Regions from separate parts of the Homo sapiens genome. Here region 2 is linked to region 1. The links are chromatin loops, found by intact Hi-C in ENCODE. Cell type or tissue: MCF 10A. All regions are shown on one strand.

The links. A loop is a pair of places that touch in the nucleus more often than their neighbours do. Peaks named below come from ENCODE experiments on the same cell type or tissue, not always from the same donor. Only the 100,000 strongest peaks of a DNase experiment are listed, where the experiment ranks them.
Region 2: it touches region 1 in a loop (11-fold over the local background); 1 of 110 quality-filtered maps calls a loop at or near these places.

Annotation. Positions count from the first base shown.
Region 1 is chr7:2,871,478-2,875,477 of GRCh38, forward strand. No RefSeq gene overlaps it. Among named protein-coding and RNA genes, the nearest start is that of GNA12, 29 kb to the left of the region's middle. RefSeq lists enhancers at 147-798, 2,630-3,210. In MCF 10A, no CTCF peak of the experiment used is centred here; DNase peaks (open chromatin) are centred at 2,374 and 2,734.
Region 2 is chr7:3,570,159-3,574,158 of GRCh38, forward strand. The region is part of intron 1 of SDK1 (sidekick cell adhesion molecule 1); the gene reads left to right. Among named protein-coding and RNA genes, the nearest start is that of SDK1-AS1, 220 kb to the left of the region's middle. In MCF 10A, no CTCF peak of the experiment used is centred here; no DNase peak of the experiment used is centred here.

The sequences.
Region 1 (4,000 bases):
ACAGGCGCAAGTTGAGGGCAGGACTCATGGCTTGCGGGCGCAGTGAACGTGACATGGGCCAGGCTTGCAGAGCCCGAGGGTTGTATTTGGGACTCTGGTCCTGTGTCCCAGCCCACTTTGATTCCAGTGGGCAGACCAGCTCAACCCAAACCCCTGCCACTGGCTGAACGCTCCCTGGGGCCCTGGGTCTACCACCTGCCTTGGGAATGCTGCCTGAGCTCTCTCTCTCTGGCATTCTGACCACTCCTGCCAGATACAGCTCGATCTGTGCCTTTGTTCTAGCACTGATTTTTGTTCCTGCATGGAGAGCAGGCTTGCCTGTCTCCACAGTTAGGCTGGGGCCATGGTGGGAGGGGATCTGCTTATTCATTGCCTGATTATTCATTTTGAGGTCTGGTAGAGTGGGATTCTCAGGGAATGGGTGCCTGCCCCAGGATGAGGTTCAAGAACCTTCTCTCCAGTGCAAGGTTTGGAGAAGGTCCAGGTGAGCAGGGGTCTGGGGTCTGAGTCCAGAGTGACCCTAAGCCAGCAGCATCCCCCAAGAGCTTATTAGAAACACAGATACTCAGGCCTCAAGCCCAGACCTGTAGAATCAAAATATACCTGGAGGTAGAGTCCAAGAATCCGCATGTTATGAACTTTCCTGATGATTCTTACACCCATCCAAGTTTGAGAAACACCAGTGGTCCAAGTTTGAGAAACACCAGTGGTCCAAGTTTGAGAAACACCACCGGTCTAGTGCAATCTCCTCACTCCACATGGGGTGGCGGTACTTGGGCTGAGGCTCACTCTGAGTCCCACACCCAGACGGTGGCTGAATGCAGACAGAGAGCACATCAGGCCTCTGGGCTGTGAGGAACACAGCCAGAGACTTCAGTAAAAAACGCATCTGGGGGACTAAACCTATGATTTGTGCAAAAACACCTGGGTGATTTTCATCATGAAATAGAGCTCATCCTTCTGGAAAAACAATCCACCCATCTGTTCGCAGTCAGAGGAGGATGTTCACGTAACACCAGATGCCGTGTTGGGTGCCATGGTAACAGCACGCTTCCGGCAAGATGGTCCTGCCCTGCACACAAATCCTGAAACAGACAAAAAATAATTTAAAAAAAAGCCATGTAAGTTGCCCATGCTCAGGCCTTGTTCTTGCTCTCCCCAGGATGTGTCCTTCCTCTCCTGTTTGTCAGACTCCTACTCACCCTTTGAAACCCAGCCCAGATGTTCCTTCCTTCCCATTTGCATGCATCAACTTCCTCACCCCATCCTTTTTTTTTTCTTTCTTTTTTGAGATGTTGTTTCGCTCTTGTTGCCCAGGCTGGAGTACAATGGCGCGATCTCGGCTCACTGCAACCTCTGCCTCCTGGGTTCAAGCAATTCTCCTGCCTCAGCCTCCCAAGTAGCTGGGATTACAGGCATGTGCCACCACGCCCGGGTAATTTTGTATTTTTATTAGAGTTGGGGTTTCACCATGTTGGTCAGGCTGGTCTCGAGCTCCTGACCTCAGATGATCCACCTACCTCGGCCTCCCAAAGTGCTGGGATTACAGGCGTGGGCCACCGCGCCCGGCCCACCCCATCCTTAAGTGTTCAGGACACTTGGCCTGTACCTTTGCTCTGGTGCTTATTTTTGTTTCTGCATGGAGGGCAGGCTCACCTGTCTCCCCAGTTAGGCTCTGGCCATGGCGAGAAGAGGTCTGATTATTCATCGCCTGATTATTCATTGTGAGGTCCAGTATAGCAAGGTTCTGAGGATATGTCAGCAGGGACTGAGGCTGAGAGACGCTGATCACAGTTCCGTCAGGGATGACCTCCTCTGTCCTGGCAAGAGGCCAGACTGGAGCGACACTTCAGTAGAGAGAAGCCAGGGCTTTCTTCCCGCAAAGTCAATGATGTCTGGTCTCAACTGTCGGAAACTCGGTCAGCAAGTTTATGCTGTGATGAGAACTGGAGCACCAAACTCTGTGATGTGCATATGTTGTGGGCAGTGGCGGGTGCTGTTATCATTCATGACTGTTCCCTTCCCTGCACCTCGAGTTTGGGCTTTGCTGAGAGATTGCTTTGGGCAGTGGGCTGTTGAGGGGGATGTAGCAGGAGCAGAGGCTTGACACGCACTTCTTAATGGGGCTTGCCTTCTTGCCCACCTCTTTTTCGCCATGAGAAGAACAGCCCTGGGCTAGCCTGCCAGGCCACAGGGCTGAGCCTCACCTGCAGTTTGGAGCCAAGCCCAGGGAGTCCAGTCTAAGTCATCAGGATGCAAGAAATACATACTGTTTTCTGCAGCTGAGGTTTTCGCGGCTGTTATGCAGCCAAAGCTGACTCATGTACAGGATCTAGACTGGCCTATGGAATTAGAAAATCCTTTCTGTTGTTTTCCTGTTTGCTCCTCCTGGCTTTAGCCACAGCCCTCTGATTTGCATATGGCCCAGGAGTCTCCTGGGAAGAAATTTAAACCCCATGTCCAACATGGTTTTAAACATGTGCAGATTGTCAGATGCGGTGGAGAGGTACGGGCCATGGAAGACAAGTGTAGGGAGGAGAAAAAAATCCCTCCACAACAACAACAACAAAAAAGAACTCACCATAACTAAGAGAAGAGTTGGGCATCATGGGAAAACTCAGGAAGAGCCTGCGGGAGATGAAACAATGTTTTTCATAATGACGGTAGATTGAAGTAGATTTTATTCTCCTCCATCCTTGCTTTATCTACTCTGTTCTGTGTGGGGGTAACATACAGGTCCTTTTGCTTTCTTCGGGGATGATACAGCCACCTGGCCAAAACTGATCAAACCCCTGCTTCTGTGGGAGGAAGACCCCCAAGAACCATCAGAGACCAAAGGCAGGTGGATGAGAATGTTGGGTGGGGACTTGGGAGGCCCCAAATGGTGATGTGTTGATGAGGGCAACCTGCCTGCCAGTCATCCTTTAGGGACTCAGAGGACCACAGGAGAAGGGAGGGTCAAAGTCACTTGGCTGTGTGAGCTTTTGATGCAAGCTTTCCTGGGCAGGCTGTCAACACAACTGCATATCTGTTCAGGCCACAACACTTTCATTCACAGTGACCATTTGTTTTGTTTTGTTTTGTGTTTTGCTTTTTGAGAAAGTCTCATTCTGACACCCAGGCTGGAGTGCAGTGGCACCATCGTGGCTCACTGCAGCCTCAAACTCCTGGGGCTCAAGTGATCCTCCTGCCTCAGCTTCCTGAGTAGCTGGGACCACAAGCTCACACCAGCAGCCCTGTCTAACTTTTAAATTTTTGTAGAGATGGGGTCTCCCTGTGTTGCCCAGCTGGTCTCAAACTCCTGGCCTCAAGTGATCCTCCCACTTTGGCCTCCCAAAGTGCTGGATTACAGGCGTGAGCCACTGCACCCGCCGACACAGCAACCTTCTCCTGTTGGAGTCCTTAATGTCCCACTTACAGATGATGAGGCAGGGGTGGGGTGTGGTGTGGGATTTGCCCACGGTACCACACCTGGGCATGGTGAGGCTGGACCTGGAGCAGGACTTTCAGATTGTGAGTCCAATGTGCTCCTTGACTCTCAGACAAGGACACAGGTTCAGGTGGTTTATTTGGGAGGTGACCCCAGGAACACCATAAAGACGTGAGAGCTGAGACAGGGCGGGAGGAAGGCTATTAAGGGTAAGACATGGAAGGCATGTGAACTTCCTTTTACTGCTGTAACAAATCACAACGGAGTGACTGAAAACAACCATAGTTTGTTTTCTTACTTTTCTAAAGGCCAGAAGCCCAAATTCAAGGTGTCTGCAGGCCCTTGTCCTCCTGGAAGCTCTAGGGGGATCCGTCCTGTCTCTTCCTGCTTCTGGAAGCTCCCAGCATTCCTTGGTTTGTGAATGCCTCGCTCCAATCTCTGCCCCCGTCATCACGCGACCTTCTTCCCCATGCATGGGTGCGACTGTGTCTTCACAGGATGTTCTCTCTGTGTGTCTGGGTCTAAATTTTCATCTTCATCTTCTTTTTTTTGAGACACAGTCTTACTCTG
Region 2 (4,000 bases), 700 kb after region 1:
CCTTGACTCAACCTTTTTGGCATCAGGACTGGTTTCATGGAAGATAGTTTTTCCACAGCCCAGTGGGCAGGGAGGTGATGATTTGGGGATGAAACTGTTCAGATCATCAGGCATTAGTTAGATTCTCATAAGGAGTGTGCACCCTAGATCCCTCACGTGCACAGTTCACAGTAGGGTTTATGCCCCTATGAAAATCAAACGCCGCCTCTGACCTGACGGGAGGAGTTGCTCAGGCAGTAATGCTTGCTTGCCCACTGCTCACCTCCTGCTGTGCAGCTGGTTCCTAACAGGCTATGGACGGGTACCCGTCCACAGCCCGGAGTTGGGGATCCCTGCCTTAACTAAGGGATCCCTTTCCCCCAACTCTTCTCTGCATCTTGCTGGATGAGGAGGTTTCCCATTTACTCCATTACTCTTTCAAGAAAGTCTCCAATTCTGTCTTATCTGGAAATACTTCTTGTTTTCTAATGATAGGTTAATTCATAACAACATGATCATTAACTTATGTCACAGTCGCAGATGGCAGTGGCCCGGCCATATCCTGCAGTCTCACGTAACGAGGCCTGTGAGAGTCGGTGTAATTTACTGCACTGATGGGTCCCTAAAGGCATTTCAGGCTTTGCTCCACAAAGTACTCTCTTTTAGCACAAATTAATGTTCTTTGTTTTGTTCAGTGACTTTTGTCAATATATAAATCTTAGAATTTATTATAATCACAGTTTGCTTGCTTACTTTTCATGCATGCTTCTTTAATCCAGGGTGATTTATGTGTTTATGCATGAATTTTTCTGTCAGAATATGAACTGAGATATTTGCACTTAAAGTACACACGTTTGTTTTACATTTTCTCACAGAGCTAATACTTTGTTTTCCCAAAATACATTTACTTAATGAAATTCGGATCTTCATGTTGAGATGTTCATTTTTAAAATTTGACTTTAGTTATGTTAACCAAGTCTGCGTTACTTAATTTAATTTGGAGTCGACTTACTGAAGTTGATAATTTACTTAAATGTAATAGCTGAACTGCGTAAATTTTAAAAACTTATCCTAGCTATTTGATATTACCAATCTATAAAATCTTGATTTTGATGTTGTTGTTCTTACTGTAGATTATCTTTGTTATTAAGAGAGCAGCTTTTTAATTTTTAATTTTTTTTTGAGATGGGGATCTTACATTGTCACGCACGTGGGGGTGCAGTGGCACAATCACAGTTCACTGTAACCTCAAACTCCTGGATTCAAGTGATCCTCCAGCCTCAGCCTCCCAAGTAGCCGGAACTACAGGCCCGTACCACCATGCCCAGCTAATTTAAAAATTTTTTTTGTACAGACAGGGTCTTGCTGTGTTGCCCAAGCTGGTCTTAAACTCCTGAGCTCAAGTGATCTTCCTGCCTTAGCCTCCCAAAGTGTGAGATTACAGGTGTGAGCCACGACATCTGGCCTGAAAGCAGCCTTTTGTTTTACAGTTTGTTCTAAGGGAATTCAAAGCTCCACATCTTTTAACGATTATTACTATTTGATCTAAAACCTTTTTGAAGTAATCTGCTTTGAATCATGTGAGGAGCTCAATGAATATAACATTCTTGGTAATCAGAGAATGGGATTAAATTTTTAACTTGGATGGAGCAGTTCCAGCATGAGTTATGACGAAGTGTCTAGTGACCTGTTTTCTAAATGTTGAATTAAATCTGCTATCTGTATTTTAAAAGCTAATCGGTATATTTCTACCTAGCCCTTAAAAAGCCATCACTCATACTCTCTTTCCATCCCATCCCATCCCTTCTCTTACCTAAGTTACTTACTTGCTATCTGCTGTTAGGAAAAATTTTAAAATCCACTTATTGAACATGTACGTACACAAGATTACTTGGCTAACTATCAATGCCAAACAGTCAGTGAAAGGACACCCTTTAAAATAAGACTTTTACATCAGCAAGAAATGACTAGTATATTTTATTCAACTCAACAAACATCCACTGGGCACTTATGTTCAAAGTACTGTGGGTGATAGAACTAATAAGTTAGTAGTTTCTACCTGGAAGTAACTCACATTCTTTTTAAAATTTTTTTGGTCTGTTTCTTTGTCAGACCTTTAGTTTGTTTAATGGAATGTCACAAATTTCGGTCAAGTAAGGTGTTTTTGATTGATGGCAGTTCTAGGCAAAAACGCCTCAGTGAAGATGGAGAGCCCATTTGGGATCAGGATCATCCAGCCCCTCAGAGCAAGAGTATGGAGATCATATTCACAGTGGGTACCAAGACCTAGGCTTGGCGTAGGCATCACTTCTGACTGGGGAATTTCCTATAAACTGCGCAGACCAATGAATGACCACAGAGGAGATAGCTGGCGTGTGCGAGAAAGAGCAAAGATTAAGTGAGCCCAACATAAGAGTGCCTAGCAAATCGTCTCACTGTGTGTGAGCCCAATGCATGGTGGCTTCTATTATTATTATTTTATTCTGACGAGCTTTACTCAGTGAAGATAGGCAACTATTCAGTCATCTATTTGTCAAGTGCCTGTAATGTAACAGGCGTGATACTAGGTATAGAGGATTTAACGGTGAGCTAGGCAAATCCAGTCATTGCCTTCACAGGACTTTCACTTAGCAGGGGCTTCAGACAAGTGCGTGGGCTAAACAGTTGAGTAAACGTAAACATGGTGAAAAATAGAGGGTGCTATTGAAATGTATTCACCTGAAGAAGGGAGGAAGAGATTCCTGGAAGAATTCCATTGGAAGACATGTTTCAGTTGAAAAGTAAGTAGGAATTGATTAGAATAGGAGGTGGAGAGAGAGGTGGACAGTGTTGCAGGCAGACGGAGCATCTGGGGTGACCACCCAAAAGTGAGGGACAGTGCCAGGCCCCAGGAACTCCTTTATGCAGCCCAGGCACAGCCAAGTGGGGCTTGGTGTGGGCCCTGACCCTCAGTTTGCTATGAAAATGTCTGGGCTTTATCCCAGAGCAGTGGGGTGCTATAGTTGAGTTTTAAATGGGGTGCTTATCTGATGAAATACTTAGGAAGATTACCCTGGTCTCAGAGTGGAGACTGTGCTGGGAGGGTGGAGGAAGAGTGGCAGAATAAAGGCATTGGTGGGACGATGGCTGGAGCTGAGCAAGGGACTGACAGTATGGCCTGCACAGGCAGAAGAACACATGTGATTACGCAGAGGCGGGGCCGGTGGGGCCAGAGAGAGCCTCAGGGGGCTGAGCAGAGCACCCTTCTCTGCTGGGCCAGCCTTGGGATGATTTATCAGCAGAAAACTGGATGGATCTGTTTGTTCAAGGGCCCAGGGAAGACAGGCTTTGGGGAGCCCCCATCACAGGCTGAGGACAACAGATGCAGCTGCCCCCTGAGAAACAACAGCCTCCACGTGTGCACCTCGGGAAGAAGTGAGTCACAGTCTTCTCAGTCACACCCAGCACCTGCTTAATGGCCACTTCTTCCAGAGCCAGCCTTTGAATATGAAAAAACAATAATCAAATGATCTTCTTCCCAGGAGTTGAGTCGGTACTCCTGATTAGCTCAGGGCCAACACTAAAACTAGAAAGCTGGAGGCTTTCTGGGAGCCAGGCTGCGTGGTGGCTGATGTGGCCACATAACATTGTGATTTTTGACCCTTCCTTTTCTAAGTCATGCTGAGAACCCTTGAAGCCCCCTGCTGTTCTTCTGTTTTCCATTTTCTCCTTCCAGTACTCATTAAAAAATAAATAAATAAACTGAATGTGTAATTAAGCACTATGTTTTGTGTCCTTTTTATGACAGGTTCATCAATTCTACATGCATTTACTGAATGCTTACTAAAGGCAGGGCTGTATTTTACATATCATTCTTTGTGAAGCTACTGTTTTCACTTCGGTTCTGCAGATAGGTTGGGTGTTGAAGAATTTGTAGCTGAGGATAGACTTTGCCTCTGCAGCTATCCTTCCTGATCAGACTAGACATATACCTGATTTTTTTTTTCTTTTTTTTTTTGAGATGGAGCCTCACTCTGTCACC